5 separate regions of the Homo sapiens genome follow, and regions 1, 2, 3 and 4 are each linked to region 5. The links are chromatin contacts, found by Hi-C or POLR2A ChIA-PET in ENCODE. All regions are on one chromosome and are shown on one strand. Each heading gives the region's core, a stretch centred on a gene start or an enhancer-like site at or near the end of the contact. The rest is flanking DNA. Distances are from core to core; before and after follow the strand shown.

Region 1 (3,126 bases), core at 503-3,002, 2.3 Mb after region 5:
TTCTCCAAGTCCACTATACCCATCTTTCTCTCAAATAAACATTGATAACTTCTATCACCAAAGAGAAAAGCATCAAGGTGATTTTGTAAAGCGTATATCTTATAAAATGTGAACAGACAAAAAGTAAAAATTTAAACAAATGATTGCTTTACCACTAAAAACAAACTGGACTATTGCTGACCTACTGCTGAACCTGGTCTGAGTGATTCACTAGTCAAATGTTAAAGGGAACAGCCTTGCTCTAGAAGCCAAACCATACTAAGTGACAACAATACATTCTAATTCAGCAACGGTCGTGACTTTAGGATGACACCTGAGGGAATGAATTCTATTTCCAGGGCAGCCATAATACTATGTTTTAACAGTGCAAGGTTTCACGCAGTATTAAAATCTATTTCAACCATGAGGAGGTGTGACTTCTCTAAAAAAAAAGGGCGGGGGGTGGGGAGTGGAACACAATGACTCCAAAATCAGAAGTCACTTAGCCAAAAACACTGGTCCTTTGGTGCAGTGAACCGGGTACATGGACAGGGAGTCACCACCGGTAGTAACTCTTACGCATGGCAGCACTATAATACACCCCAGATATACAAATATTTACGGTGGTCAGAGTCCCCTGAATACTACTACTGCAATTTGTATTTCCTGATTTTGACGTATTGCAAAAGGAAAATGCAAAATTACAATTTTTGCAAGGGTCTGCTACCCCAAAATAAAGTTACAAAAGGTCCTTTGATGAGAGGCCTGGGGATTACAAAGACGTCTAAAGCACCATCCAGGTTCTTGCAATTAAAATGAGATGACAAACACGGAAACATGTGCCCTGCTGACGTCATGGAACGGAAAGGGGTGGCATCCTGCTGCGTCACGTCGACGTCATACAGCGCACGAGGGAAGTTACACTGGGGAAGCAATTTCCCCCAAGGGGCAACATTCGAGAAAAACAAGTTAGCTCAGACCCGAAGAATGACCACCCCACTCTAGGGGACGTCTTAAAAAGGGACACTCTCCCCTCTTCCAAACTGTATGATTCCCCTCATCAGGCAACAAGGAACTAATACTCGGGGTTTACAGGAACCAGGGGATGGGCCAGATATGGAGAAAGAGACGCCTCTGGCCTTGGGGGCTCGTTCTTGAGGGAATCAGCGTGATGGGGATGAGAAGGGCATCTTTGGAACGGGGGCCTTCTCCATAGGAAGAGGAGGCGAGTCCCCTGGCCATATTTAAACCACAGTTCTCCACGCCACCTGTGCGACTCGGGATCCAACCTCCCCGCACCAGCCCCAGTCCAGGTACCTGGAACTTAGTCCGATCGGTAACCGGCGACTACGTGGGGTACAGGTACCCGAGCGCGCCCCCGACAGACGCACCGACCTGCGCGCGCGCCGCGGGCAGGATGCGTGCGCACTCCCCGGACGTCCCGCCCCGCCCCCTCTGCGGCCCCGAAGCTGGGCGGCGTGCGCGCCCCCGCGCCGCGCCGAGCCGGGCGCTCGGAAAGGCGTCCCCGCGGTGCCTGACAGTTCCTTCCTCAGCGCCTGCCCCGTGAGTGACGAGGAGCGCGGAGTCTCGCCATATCAGGAGGGCCCTGTTACGTGAGGCTGTGCACCGAGACTATTCCAGGAAGAAGAGGGGACACTTGGTGGGCGGGGTGATTTCGGGCAGTCAGGTGGGCGACCCGCGTAGGCGTCTGAAAGGCCCGCGTCGTTAGGGAGGGCAGGAGTGGCGTCTCTGGTTACGGGGTCGGGCAAAGGGCAGAGGTCACCGTCCAGGTTGGACAGCAGCACCTTTGAGCGATGGCGGCGTCTGGGGAACCCCAGAGGCAGTGGCAAGAGGAGGTGGCGGCGGTGGTAGTGGTGGGCTCCTGCATGACCGACCTGGTCAGGTTAGTCCGGGGCCAGTTACTCAGTCTGCGGCTCGGGGGAGGAGGCGTGCCGTGCGCTATGCGCCCAGTGGAGCTTTTGGGCGCTGGGTCTCCAGGGATAGACAGTGCTAGCTTTGGGTATGAGCTGCAGGTTTTCGAAGCCTTCAGCCTACCTTCCTGGCATGAAAGAACTTGAGTATATAAAGGTAAATCTCAGGGGAGGGGACGTAATAGGCCAGGGTTTAGTGAAAGCTCTAATATTACTCAAAGCGCTCCCCAAAGACCTGCCCTCCAAAGACTTGCGCCCCCAAAGACCTTTCTTGGCCCGGCTGCTGAGCCTTTCCCCAAACGAGCCAGGGAACTTTGCCCACGTCATTTTACCTCCGAGAATGTGCCTACCTCACAGGGTTGTTGTGAGGACTAAATGAAGTAAAGTGTTTTGTCAAGCGTAACATTATCCAAATTGGGTATTATTCGTCTGAGCTTATTGTATAAAATAATGAGTTGAGCAGAAATCAAAAAGACTGTCACCTTTCACCATGTTGATTGTCGGCATTACTGCAGTATTTTATATTTACAGCGTATTTTTCAGCAAGCCAAGTATGAATCAAAATAAAAACATAAACACAGTATTTACAACCTCTGAAAACGATGATCAAATTATGATAGAAAATATGCCAAATGAAAATTGTTGAGTTAGGTCAGTAAGATTGAGTAGACAGATCCTTCTGATTTTTCTTTTTTTTAAATTAAGGTAGCTTTTCTGATTACAAAAGTAATGTATGTTCACTGTAAAATTAGTAATAAATTCAGATATTCCAAGAAAATCCTACCACTCCAATTACTGCAGTTCAGTCTTTTGATGAATATCTTTTCAGTTGTAATGCTACTTTGTGTTATAAAAATGATCAGGTATGCTACAGTAACACCTCATTCGTCCTGAAATGTTGCTTTTCCAAAGGGTAATAGAGAACGTGGAACTAAACAAAAAGGCTTTGGGACAATCAAAATAAGTCACCAAATTGCTGCACCAAACCACCTGTATTCTACTCAGAAAATAGGTCTAGGGTCTTCATGTAACCAATTTAACCTTACCTTAAAATATTTATAAGCTGTGTTACCAAATTTCCACTGAGATTAGAAAGGTGGGAGTTAGAGAAGAGACTGCTAGAGGCAGTTATAGTGACTGACGAAAACTTGAGGATGAGTAGGAGACTGTGTAACGAGAAGAAGCAACAAAAGAATTTTAAATACCAATGACCTTT
Region 2 (2,740 bases), core at 234-2,733, 2.2 Mb after region 5:
TTAAAATAGAGCTACCATTCAACCCTGCAATCCCATTACTGTGTATATACCCAAAAGAATATAAATCATTCTATGAAAAAAACACATATACTCATATGTTCATTGCAGCACTATTCACAATAGCAAAGACTTGGAATCATCCTAGATGCCCATCAAGAGTGAATCTGATAAAGAAAATGTACATAGGCCAGGCGCAGTGGCTCACACCTGTAATCTCAGCACTTTGTGAGGCTGAGGCAGATGGATCACCTGAGGTGAGGAGTTCGAGACCAGCCTGGTTAACATGGCGAAACCACGTCTCTACTAAACAAAAAAATACAAAAATTGGCTGGGCATGGTGGCGCATGCCTGTAGTCTCAGCTACTTGGGAGGCTAAGGCAGGAGAATTGCTTGAATCCAGGGGGTGGAGGTTGCAGTGAGCCGAGATTGTGCCGCTGCACTCCAGCCTGGGCAACAGAGTAAGACTCCATCTCAAAAAAAAAAAAAGAAAAAAAGAAAATGTGGTACATATACACCATGGAATACTACACAGCCATAAAAAAGAATGAGATCATGTCCTTTGCAGCAATATGGATGTAGCTGGAGGCTATTATCCTACCAAACTAACCAGGAACAGAAAGCCAAATACCACATGTTCTCACTTGTAAGTGGAAGCTAAACATTGGAGTATACATGGACACAAAGAGGGGAATAATAGACACTGGGGCCTACTTGAGGGTGGAGGGTGAGAGGAGGGTGATGGTCAAAAACCTACCAATCGGGTACTTTGCTCACTATCTAGGTGACTAAATCTTTTGTACACCAAACCCCAGTGATATGCAATTTACCCACGTAACAAACCTGCACATGTAACCCCAGAACCTAAAATGAAACTTGAAAAAGAAAAAAAGAAAAAGGTAAATGACTGGTTTTCTGCCAATGATAGATTATTCTTATCAGTTGCTGCATTAAATGATTACTGACTGAAACTCCAAGTATGGAAGTGAGAGTCAGACAAGAACTTTGTGGAAACGCCAGTTTGAAGGAGATAGTCTCAACAAAAAGTAAGTTCAAGCAATAGAGTTTGTGTCCGTCCATTTTTGCATCACTATAAAGAACTAACCGAGGACTGGATAATTTATAAAAAGAGGTTTAATTGGCTCACAGTTCTGCAGGCTGTACAGGAAGCATGGTGCCAGCATCTGCTTCTGGCAAAGACCTCAGCAAGCTTACAATCATGGCAGGAGGTGAAGGGAGAGCAGGCACATCACAAGATGAGAGTGGCAGTGAGAGCAAGAGGAGGTGCCACGCTCTTTTAAACAACCAGATCTCACATGAAGTCAGAGCAAGAACTCTTTCATTATCACAAGGACAGCACCACACCATTCATGAGGGATCCACCCCCATGACCCAAACACTTCCCACTAGGCTCACCTCCAACACTGGAGGTCACATTTCAACATGATATTTGGAGGTGACACATATCCAAACCATTTCAGAGCTTTACGAAAAACTTTGAAGAGGTGACTCATTTCCAAGAGTTAGCTCTAACCCTTAGTGTGTCCTTACACTGAAATTTAATATCTCTCTGAAAATTCCATTTGCTGGTTCTGAGAACTTTATGGGACAAGTTTAATTTATCTGTAATATCACAGCCCTTCAATTATTTGAAGGCAGTTCTCGTGACCTATCTTTCAACCCCACTAGGAGTCACCTCTTAGACAGGCTTACTATCCCAGTCTCCTTCACTATTCCTCATCTGACTTGTTTCAATTTCCTTCATCATTTGGCTCTCTCCTCTCTGAATATGTACCAGTTTGTCTATAGCTCTCTTAGAGGATAACACCCAGATCTCAAGATAAGATTCTAGGTGTGTTCTAAAGAGCACAGAAACAAATACAAAAATCCATGCCTTAATTTATGTATTAAACTTCTATTGATAAATGGCATTGTAAGTTAAAATAGCTTTTTTGGCAGCCTCATCAGTAGTGACTCCTATTATGCTTCTTATTAACTAAAAGCCCTAACATTTTTATGTATTTACCACTGCTAAGCTACATATCCCTCTTCTTAACTGGGACAACTAAATTTTAGAATCCATTTTGAAATTTTAAATTTATCTGTATTATATTTCAGTATCGCTAGATTTACCTATTTAAAGTCCATCATGATATTCTTAGATTCTACTCCAATTTTGGGTTGGCACTCCTAACTTCAAATTATAAACATACTGGCTAGGCATCCTTCTGGAAACCTCCCTTTATGACAATTTATAAACAATAAACAATCTTGGGTGCAATAATTTAAACAATAATGTCTAACCAATAATAATATGAACTTAAACATTCATCACAAGTTTGTCAAGGAACTTGTCAACTGCCTCAGCAATGTAGGCTGTTGTGCCTACAAATGCAAGGATGCCACTAATTATTCCATTGCACAGCATTCTTTTCATCTTGAGTGGTAGAGTTTAATTTCCAATATCAAGGAAAAAGACTCTAAGGAATTACTACATCTGAGAGTTGGCATATTTACATGAATTAGGCTCTCAAACAAAATCTGTAGAACAAAGGATGGAAGTAGGGGGCAGAGGCTAAACTTAGGTCATTTAAATTTGCCTCCTCTTCTTAGAAGACTTCCTTCTGCCATATCCCTCTCCTAGACTTCGGACCACACCTAATCCTTCTTTGCACTTCTAATATCTGAAGCAGTGCTATGTAATAGAAATAATAATGCAAGCCACATACATAATTTTAAACTT
Region 3 (2,708 bases), core at 63-2,562, 2.0 Mb before region 5:
GATAATGAGTGGCTTTGTATGCCATGCTAAACAGGACTTTATCTTGAGTGCTACAGAAAAAAAAAAAAGGAGAAAATTTGAGTAAGGGAGTGATGTGGTCAAATTTTAGAAATATAACTCTGGCTACAGGCTTCACAATGGTGAATGTTTTGAAGAAGAGCGTAACTGAAGGCTATTTGATCATTAGCCAAAAAGTGTAAACTTTTACCCATTTTCTGTGTGCAAAAGGATTACAGAAAATTTACAAAACATAAAGTGTGTGAATGAGGCATTTTCCCGACCATATCCACTTAAGTAAAAAACTTAGTACAGTGACAAAAGCTTAGGCACAGAAATGTGGTCTCTTTCTCATACGTAGGCTATCAATAAGTACTCCATAAATTTTTCTAATAAATGCATTTTCAAAAGGCACACGCCACTTGGACACTTCAAATCCCAACCAACTGCTTATCTTTAAAGTTCAGAGCTATATATTTGAGCTCTAAAGGCAAAGAATGACTAATTCTAACAAATTTGAGAGAAAACACCATATCCCAACAACCATAACGTCTACTGGGTCTTCCATTAGTTTCTACAAACCCAGAAATAAAGCAGCAATAAAATGTCCTACCAACACCTTGACTTTCTGTAGTTACTGCGCTTATGAAATTTGCTGCCGTAATCAGGCTACTTAATATTTAGTAAAGCCAAGTTGCAGAGTGAGACGTCTGCCCTAAAACCCTATTACTAACCTTTTTTTTTTTTTTCCGCTGGCGTTATCGCCACTGCTCTAAGAATCACTATTACAGTTGTTGCTGTGGACTTGTTTTCAGATCTTTTGTTGGTGGCCTAGTTGTTGACGCTGGCAAAAACTTTTATTACCTTAAAGAAATCTCGGCAGAGGGAAGTCAGAAACTCGCCAGGAGCTGAAAGCTCTGCCTGCAGCGGGGCCTAGATCGTGAGCGCCTGCGGAACAGGTGAGGGACCGAAAGGGACCAGAACTCTGAAGGGGAACATTTTGGGAGACAGCCGCTCCTGCCAAGGGGCCCGACTTCAACTCCAATGACCCCTCCTCTGGGTGGCTGAGGGATTTCAAGGTCGCTTCGGGACCAAATAAGATAAACCGAATCAGCTACAGCCGAAACCCTCACCCCAACAGCCAACTCACCATGATAAGGAGCTGCACAGCTCCCGCCGGAAGCCGTTCTGGGTGCTCGAGTTTTCCCAGAACGGAAGGGGTGGGGCACCAGTGGGCGATTGGCTGTGAGGAAAGCGTGGGAGGAAGTGCGTGCTCTGGCCTCCGGCTTCCGTCCCCTTCCCGGCTGTCCCTGCACTCCGTGGCGGAAGGCGGCTAGAGCGGCTCCCTCTGAGCTCTCCGAGAGATTGGTCGGGACCTGAAGCGTTGAGGTTAAGGGCAAGGCAAGGAGCAACGAGGAGTTTTTCGTTACGTTAGAAAAATTTCGTTGCGTGCTGAAGCGCTTTTACCTGTGTTGTATGATTTAACCTTATGAAAATGGACAGTATTCCAGTTTTACAAGTGAGGAAAGAAGATTAAGAAACTTGCCTCCGCCAGGCGTGGTGGTTCACTCCTGTAATCCCAGCACTTTCGGCGGCGAGGCAGGCGGATCACTTGAGGTCAGGAGTTCGAGACCAGCCTGGCCAACATGGTGAAACCCCGGCTCTACTAAAAATGCAAAAATTAGCCGGGCGTAGTGGCACGCGCCTGTAATCCCAGCTACTCTGGAGGCTGAGGCAGGAGAATCGCTTGAACCTAGGAGGCGGAGGTTGCAGTGAGCCGAGATCGCGCCACTACACTCCAGCCTGGGCGACAGCGCGAGACTCCGTCTCAAAAAAAAGAAACTTGCCTTGAGTCCTACATATAGTTTGCTGTAGTAGCAGAATTTGAACTCGGACCGACTAATGGTCTACTTAATAAAATGCTATTTGGATTCTCTATAAAATTAATAATATAGAAGTAATGTTAATTATAGAAAACTTGGAAAATATTAAATTCATTCGATAAAGATTGAATATGTAGCACGTGTGTTTGTCAGATACTGGTCTCGTGAAAATTATATTCTGGTAGGGAAGACAGAAAACAAGTAGGGATAAAGAAATTTTTAAAAGATATTCATAAGTAGTGTCGTGTAGAAAACTGGGTATAGGTTGAGTATCCTTCATCCCAAATGCTTAAGACCAGAACTGTTTCAGATTGTGGCTCTTTATCTTGGGGATGGGGCCAGAGGCTAAACTTGAAATTCATTTATGTTTCGTATACACCTTATGCACATAGCCTCAGGGTAATTTTATGCAATTTTAAAAATTGTGTGTGTATCAAACAAAATTTTGACTACAGCTTTTTACATGCGGTCAGGTGTGGAATTTTCCACTGTGGCATCGTGTTGATGATCAAAAAGTTTTGATTTTGGAGCATTTTAATTTCAGATGGTTGGATTAGGGTTGCTGAACATGTAATGGTATACAGAACAACTGAGTAGGTGTGGTGCTCACGTCTGTAATCCCAGCACTTTGGGAGGCCTAGGCGGGCGAATCACGAGGTCAGGAGTTTGAGACCAGCCTGGCCAACATGGTGAAACCCTGTCTGTACTAAAGATAAAAAAAATTAGCTGGGCGTAGTGGCGGGTGCCTGTAATCCCAGCTGCTAAGAAGGCTGAGGCAGGAGAATTGCTTGAACCCGGGAGGCAGAGGTTGCAGTGAGGCGAGATCGT
Region 4 (2,732 bases), core at 68-2,567, 2.5 Mb before region 5:
GGGTGGATCACCTGAGGTCAGGAGTTCCAGACCAGCCTGACCAACATGATGAAAGCCGTCTCTACTAAAAACACAAAATTAGCCGGGCATGGTGGTGCATGCCTGTAGTCCCAGCTACTTTGGAGGCTGAAGCAGGAGAATCGCTTGAACCGGGGAAGCGGAGGTTGCAGTGAGCCGAGATGGCACCAGTGCACTCCAGCCAGAGCAACAAGAGGGAGACTCCATCCCCCCAAAAAAACAACTTTGCTGCCTCATTTTAGCTCCTCTGCTTACCAACAGTGTGACCTTAAATAAATTACTTAACCAGACCCGGGCGCGGTGGCTCAGGCCTGTAATCCCAGCACTTTGGGAGGCTGAGGCAGGCGAATCATCTGAGGTCAGGAGTTCCAGACCAGCTAGGCCAACATGGTGAAACCTCGACTCTACTAAAAATACAAAATTAGCCGGGCGTGGTGGCGCATGCCTGTAATCCCAGCTACCCTGGAGGCTGAGGCAGGAGAATCACTTGAACCCGGGAGGCGGAGGTTGCAGCGAGCCGAGATCGCGCCATTGCACTCCAGCCTGGGCAAAAAGCAAAACTCCGTCTCAATAAATAAATAAATAAATAAATAAATAAATAAATAAATAGATAAAATAAAATTACTTAACCCAACTGTATTTACAGATCTTCACCGCAAAATGGGATTAAAAATTGAATCTACCTTAAGTATCTACTATAAGCATTAAATGACTGAGTACATGTTAAGGGCTTAGAAAAATAACTGACATTGCCATTGTCATTATTACTGAACCTGGGCGGTAAGAAGTTTTGCGCAAAGAAAGTGAGGACCACGCCCACCATGTCAAAGACTAAACGACCCAAAGCCTCAAGGAATCAGCTAGACTGTGTTAGGGAAAAATGAAGGGAGGGATGAGAATCAGTCGCTGCCATCCCTTTTCCTCACAGTTCCCACGATAGCCTAAGGCCCGGTAGGTGCGCCTCTCACCTGAACCGACGACCCCCTCCTGTTTCCATTGCTGCCGCTCAGCCTCAGTGGGGAATCCCCTCAGAATTGCCAGCTCCGGGGTCCACATCACCCCAGACACCGCTGCAGCCAAAACAGGCTCCCACGAGGGCCACACGGGAGTCAACAAAAGAAAGTGAAAACAGGAGAGTCCAAAGGCGCTGAAATCTAGTGGCGACAGTTACCGTAAATACACCTGCGGCCCTAGAATTCCATGTGCGGATACTACCTCAAGGAGGCGGCCATAACAGCAGCGCGGGGCACCCTGGGAAAAACACGCACGCTCTCTGGTCTGGCTTCCGCCTAGGAGAAGAACCCGAGCTTGAGTAAGGAGCCTGTTGGGTGGTTATGCCCCACCCCGGGGCGGGCAATAGGGGGAGTTGAGGGCGCGGTCGCGCTCAGCCCCGCCCCCAGTGGGACCGCTTCCAAGAACTGTGAACGTGGAAGTGAGTGTGCCTCCCACCGAGGGCTAGGGTTCAAATGCAACTCAAAACGGACGTCTTGGCCAAAGCAGTTTGATTAGAAGGGCTAGAGTTGTGATTCTTAAAGCATTTTGGGTTAGAACGCTCTCGACAACCCGATGAAAACCACAGTCCTTCGCGCAGAGTGCAGGTGGGCCCTTGCTCTCAGCCTAAGGGTACCCTCTCAGGGAATCACAGACCCTCTGACGTGGAGTCGGTGAAGCCCAGGTTGGAACCCCGTCAGCATAGCATGGGTCTTTCGGCGAATGAGCGTGTAAGGAAAGGATCTGGTTTTGACACTGCTCTACATGAATCATGGCCGGGTGGGAAATCTGCCCCTGCCGCTGGTGCAGGGAAGTTTTTGGAACACTGTCGGAACGCTGTAGAAGAGTGATCCCAGGGGTGATCACAAAGAAATTGCAAGGAGACAAACCAGCCTCCGCTGGTACCTTATTTGCACTTCTTTGAATCTTCCTAGCAGCACTCCAAAGAAACAGTTAGAGGGCGGGCGCGGTAGCTCACGCCTGTAATCTCAGCACTTTGGGAGGATGAAGCGGATGGATCACCTGAGGTCAGGAGTTCGAGACCAGCCTGGCCAATATGGTGAAACCCGTCTCTACTAAAAATACAAAAATTAGCCGGACGTAGTGGGGCACCCCTGTAAACCCAGCTACTCGGGACGGTGAGGCGGGGGAATTGCTTGAACCCGGGAGGCGGAGGTTTCAGTGAGCTGAGATGGTGCCACTGCACTCCAGCCTGGGCAATAGGAAAGAGGGAGGGAGGGAGGGAAGAAGGAAGGAAGGGAGGGAGGGAGGGAAGGAGGGAAGGAAAACAGGACTATGGCTTTGTCCCATTGGCTTGACACCTGTACTGAGATATGTCATGTAAGAGCCAGGAGAAAACTGCAGGGTAACTCTGACCACAAGAGCAAAAGCTCTCTGAAAAGAGGCTGACCCGGTACCCAGCTCCAAGGAAGAAGCTAAATAAATGTTAATTCACTTTCTTACTCAGTAAAGAGCCACTCCAGAATGTGAAGGGAGAGGAACTCAGCTCAGCTCATTTCAGCCATTGCCATCAGATACCAAAGGAAGCCGGACCTGACTGTGATTGGAGAAGAGCGGATGCCCTAAAATGTCCTCCCACTGAGAAGTAATTAAAAACTGTTTTTCAGGCCGGGCGCAGTGGCTCACGCCTGTAATCTCAGCACTTTGGGAGGCCGAGGCGGGCGGATCATGAGGTCAGGAGATGGAGACCATCCTGCCTAACA
Region 5 (3,033 bases), core at 137-2,636:
CAAAGTTAGCTAATATCCTACTCCTCCCAGTTTCTTCACCACCAAGTCTACTAATTTTCCAAAAACACAAGGTTAGCCCGAAGTTACTTCAGGTTTTCCATCTGTCAAGACGACGTAGAATAAAAATCCTCAGATTACCAACAGATCTCTGTAAACAGAAAAAGTTTAAAAATAAATGAGCTGTACAGCTTCCCAGACTCTCCCTTGAAAGGGAGATTAGTTGGTATCAGGATTAAACAGATCTTTGTAGTATTTCAATTTCCCACTCCCGCTGATCCGGACACTCATTTGTCCCATCTACCTGCAGAGAAGGTACAGGAAAGGGGTTGCAAGGGCACGCCCACCCTCCCGACTGCAAGCGGAGGGAAGGCCGCAGCCCGAAGCTGGCGGAGCTGGGCCGGCCCGGGCGACCCCCGGGTGGGCTCACCCGGCAGCCGCAGTGGGGCCCGCGAGCGCCCCCGCCGGCCCAGCTGATGGAGGCCACGTGACGCCAGCCGGCCAATCGGGAGGGACCGGGGCGGCAGAGCGCGGCGGCGGCGGTGGCGGCGGGGCCTCCCTCGGCACAACAAACACGAGCAGGAAACAGCTGAGCGGGTGGCCGGGGGGCTCTCTTGGTCCCGACACCCGGCGGGCTGCCCAACCGTCACCCTGCGCTGTCAGTCCCGGGTCCTCTGGGCAGGAGGGCGGGGGAGGCGGACGTTCATGGGGGGGAGGGGGCAAAGGGAGACACCGCCCCAGCCCGGTGGCTGGGCCGCTTGGGCCGGGCGTGGGCCCTGCTCAGGACGGTTCACGCCGTGCGGTCATCGCGGCCCAAACAACTCGGTCAAGTTCCGACTTGGATTCGGGGCGGAGACCGGGCGCGCCCCCGACTATGCGACGGGTGGGGGCGGGGCAGCCGCGGCGCGGCGCGGCGGGTTGGGGGTCGCGGCCAGACCGTCCGCCCAGGGGGCGCCGTGGGCCTCGGCGGCGGGCCTCGGAGGACGCGACGGGGAAACGGGGCGGAGGCGCGGGCGCCGCGCGGAGGGGTTGCGGCTGTTGTCGCACCGGTCGCCCGGCTGCGCGGCGGGGGCGGGCCGACGGCGGCCGCCGCGCCAGGCCTCACAAAGAGCAAACAGCCCCGCGCGTCCGCCCGCGGTCCCAGCGCCGGGGCCCACCCTGAAGGATCTGGGGCGGCCGCTCTGGGACCCCGGGAAGAGCGCGGCGAGGAAGAGGCACTTCCTGCCTGGGCCCCCCACCCTGGGCCGATTCCCGAGTGCCTCGAAGCCGCCCGACCCGAACGGGCGCCTCAGTCCCCACCGGCCCCGAGTCCAGCCCCTCCCGCGGGACTCACCCTGAGCGGCGGTGAGATCCGCGGCTGCCAGCGGCTTGTCGCTCTTCAGCTGGTATGAAGCCCCTCGGCCACCCGAGTCTCCAGGTTTAGTCAGGCCCTGGCCTTGGCCCCGCCTCTCCCTGGTTGGGCCTCAACGTCAGTCACCCGGCGTGGCTCCGCCCCCCCGCAGTCAGCTCTCCCGGTTGGCCCAGAACGCCCTTTATTTCTAGGCCCCGCCCCTGTCCTCGGCCTCCTGCCTTTTTCGCGGGGCCCCGCCCCTTCTCTGGCTCACCCTCCCCCACTCCCGCACCCCTCCGCTTCGCGGCCCACCCCTCTCAGAAGCCGCAGACCCAGGGCAGGCTTGCGACAGCTCGCCCCGCCCCTGACCCAGCACCTCGGACTCGTACAGCCAATCAAAGAGGCTAACTCTGCCCCTTCTCTCGAGGCGGCCAATGTAGTCAGTCTGGGGACCCACCTCCCCCTTTCAGCTGAGCGCACACAACACAGCATCCACGTGAGTCAGCTTCTTAAAGGCGAAGGCTTGGCCTGTCTAATTGCGGCAGCTGCGAGACATCGCACGTCATTAGCGTCACCAGGTAGCGGCTGGAGCCGAGCTTCCTGATACCTAGTGAGCCGCGGTGATGACAAATGAAAACAATAAGCTGTTTCCTAGACAAACAGCTGCCTAGGTAACTAAAGTGCACCGTGTAATTCGTTTCTTGGAGGCCGTTTCCCCGACCACCCCTGGTAGAGGGCTGCCTTTTGCTTTCAAACCCCTAGCCCTCGAGTCTAAGCGCATAGGCACTCCTAAGAAACATCTGTGGATACAGGATTTTTCAACTGCGCTTGACTTTATTTACAACTCATTTGAATGTTTTTTCTGGGTAGTGGAAATGATTCTCAAAAAGATGAAGAAATTCAGTCTTCTATATGGCGAATTTCTGCCTCAGAGAGTGAGATTTGTTCATTGCAAAGAGCAGCTGTTCCCTTAACCCTTATCAATGCTTAAGATGGAAGATGTTGCTTCTCATTCCATTAGAGTTGCCCAGGTACTTACATCTCTGTTAGCTGACTTTCGGGATAAAACCAAAATATTTGATGACGCATACCTCTCAGATTAAAAATGTAGGTTAGCATTTGGGGCTAGTTTGCAACATGTTTAAAGTCATTATTGGTGGAAGAGAAGCTGCTAAGCAAATTCTAGCACTTGACTCCCGCTCATCCCCAAATCCACAAGTATTTTCATTTAGTTCGTCTGAAGTTTACCTGAGCATCAAAGGCAAAAGGACTAGTTATCTTTTAATAAGTGAGTTTTCCAGGAGATAAGTTTTTTTGTTTGTTTGTTTCAGACGGAGTCTTGCTCTGTCGCCCAGGCTCGAGTGCAGTGGCATGATCTTGGCTCACTGCAACCTCCGCCTCCCGGGTTCAAGCAATTCTCCTGCCTCTGCCTCCTGAGTAGCTGGAATTACAGGCGCACACCACCACGCCCGGCTAATTTTTGTATTTTTAGTAGAGACGGGGTTTCACCATATTGGCCAGGTTGGTCTCGAACTCCTGACCTCGTGATCCGCCCGCCTCGGCCTCCTGAAGTGCTGGGATTACAGGCATGAGCCACTGTGCCTGGCCAGAAGTTTTAAACATACAGTATTTTAGTTTATTTTCCTTTCTATTTCTTTATTTTCAATTAACAATATTTAATATAAAAGTTACACGTTTATTGTAGG

Evidence for each region. A loop is a pair of places that touch in the nucleus more often than their neighbours do. ChIA-PET counts read pairs that join two places held with the same protein, here RNA polymerase II (POLR2A). Pooled maps may share reads with other maps.
Region 1: a map of CD4-positive, alpha-beta memory T cell shows a loop between it and region 5 (13-fold over the local background). The contact joins the promoter of RBKS here to the promoter of YPEL5 in region 5. A Hi-C loop is called at or near these places in 1 of 168 maps with a recorded cell type or tissue (CD4-positive, alpha-beta memory T cell), 2 of 37 single-sample maps with no recorded cell type and 9 of 50 pooled maps. POLR2A ChIA-PET finds 5 or more read pairs at or near these places in 1 of 52 experiments (activated B cell).
Region 2: a map of transverse colon shows a loop between it and region 5 (21-fold over the local background). The contact joins the enhancer-like site here to the promoter of YPEL5 in region 5. A Hi-C loop is called at or near these places in 1 of 168 maps with a recorded cell type or tissue (transverse colon). POLR2A ChIA-PET finds 5 or more read pairs at or near these places in 1 of 52 experiments (HepG2).
Region 3: a loop to region 5 is called in a map with no recorded cell type, with 11 times the contacts of the local background. The contact joins the promoter of SLC30A6-DT here to the promoter of YPEL5 in region 5. A Hi-C loop is called at or near these places in 3 of 37 single-sample maps with no recorded cell type and 17 of 50 pooled maps. POLR2A ChIA-PET finds 5 or more read pairs at or near these places in 2 of 52 experiments (activated CD4-positive, alpha-beta T cell and activated CD4-positive, alpha-beta memory T cell).
Region 4: a loop to region 5 is called in a map of naive thymus-derived CD4-positive, alpha-beta T cell, with 19 times the contacts of the local background. The contact joins the promoter of TTC27 here to the promoter of YPEL5 in region 5. A Hi-C loop is called at or near these places in 2 of 168 maps with a recorded cell type or tissue (CD4-positive, alpha-beta memory T cell and naive thymus-derived CD4-positive, alpha-beta T cell), 3 of 37 single-sample maps with no recorded cell type and 13 of 50 pooled maps.

What each region holds. Positions count from the first base shown.
Region 1 is chr2:27,889,013-27,892,138 of GRCh38, reverse strand. It overlaps RBKS (ribokinase), which reads left to right and starts at 1,752. Exons shown (of 8, transcript NM_022128.3): 1 at 1,752-1,882. The coding sequence starts at 1,794. It overlaps BABAM2 (BRISC and BRCA1 A complex member 2), which reads right to left and starts at 1,410. Exons shown (of 12, transcript NM_199191.3): 1 at 1,297-1,410. BABAM2-AS1 (BABAM2 antisense RNA 1) reads left to right here and starts at 1,025. Exons shown (of 1, transcript NR_028308.1): 1 at 1,025-2,683. RefSeq lists a silencer at 1,285-1,564.
Region 2 is chr2:27,976,779-27,979,518 of GRCh38, reverse strand. The region is part of intron 3 of BABAM2 (BRISC and BRCA1 A complex member 2); the gene reads right to left. Among named protein-coding and RNA genes, the nearest start is that of MIR4263, 18 kb to the left of the region's middle. Within about 2 kb of position 1,483, at least 7 of the 41 ENCODE cell types and tissues checked have a DNase peak (open chromatin) inside an H3K27ac peak, as active enhancers do.
Region 3 is chr2:32,164,343-32,167,050 of GRCh38, reverse strand. It overlaps SLC30A6-DT (SLC30A6 divergent transcript), which reads left to right and starts at 1,312. Exons shown (of 1, transcript NR_185886.1): 1 at 1,312-2,010. It overlaps SLC30A6 (solute carrier family 30 member 6), which reads right to left and starts at 1,187. Exons shown (of 14, transcript NM_017964.5): 1 at 1,148-1,187. The coding sequence starts at 1,150.
Region 4 is chr2:32,626,635-32,629,366 of GRCh38, reverse strand. It overlaps TTC27 (tetratricopeptide repeat domain 27), which reads right to left and starts at 1,317. Exons shown (of 20, transcript NM_017735.5): 1 at 987-1,317. The coding sequence starts at 1,074. It overlaps LOC124905985 (a long non-coding RNA gene), which reads left to right and starts at 2,589. Exons shown (of 3, transcript XR_007086273.1): 1 at 2,589-2,732. RefSeq lists a silencer at 828-957 and enhancers at 1,208-1,267, 796-1,455, 1,678-1,737, 1,456-2,117.
Region 5 is chr2:30,145,360-30,148,392 of GRCh38, reverse strand. YPEL5 (yippee like 5) reads right to left here and starts at 1,386. Exons shown (of 3, transcript NM_016061.3): 1 at 1,331-1,386. RefSeq lists silencers at 273-712, 1,003-1,172, 1,203-1,782.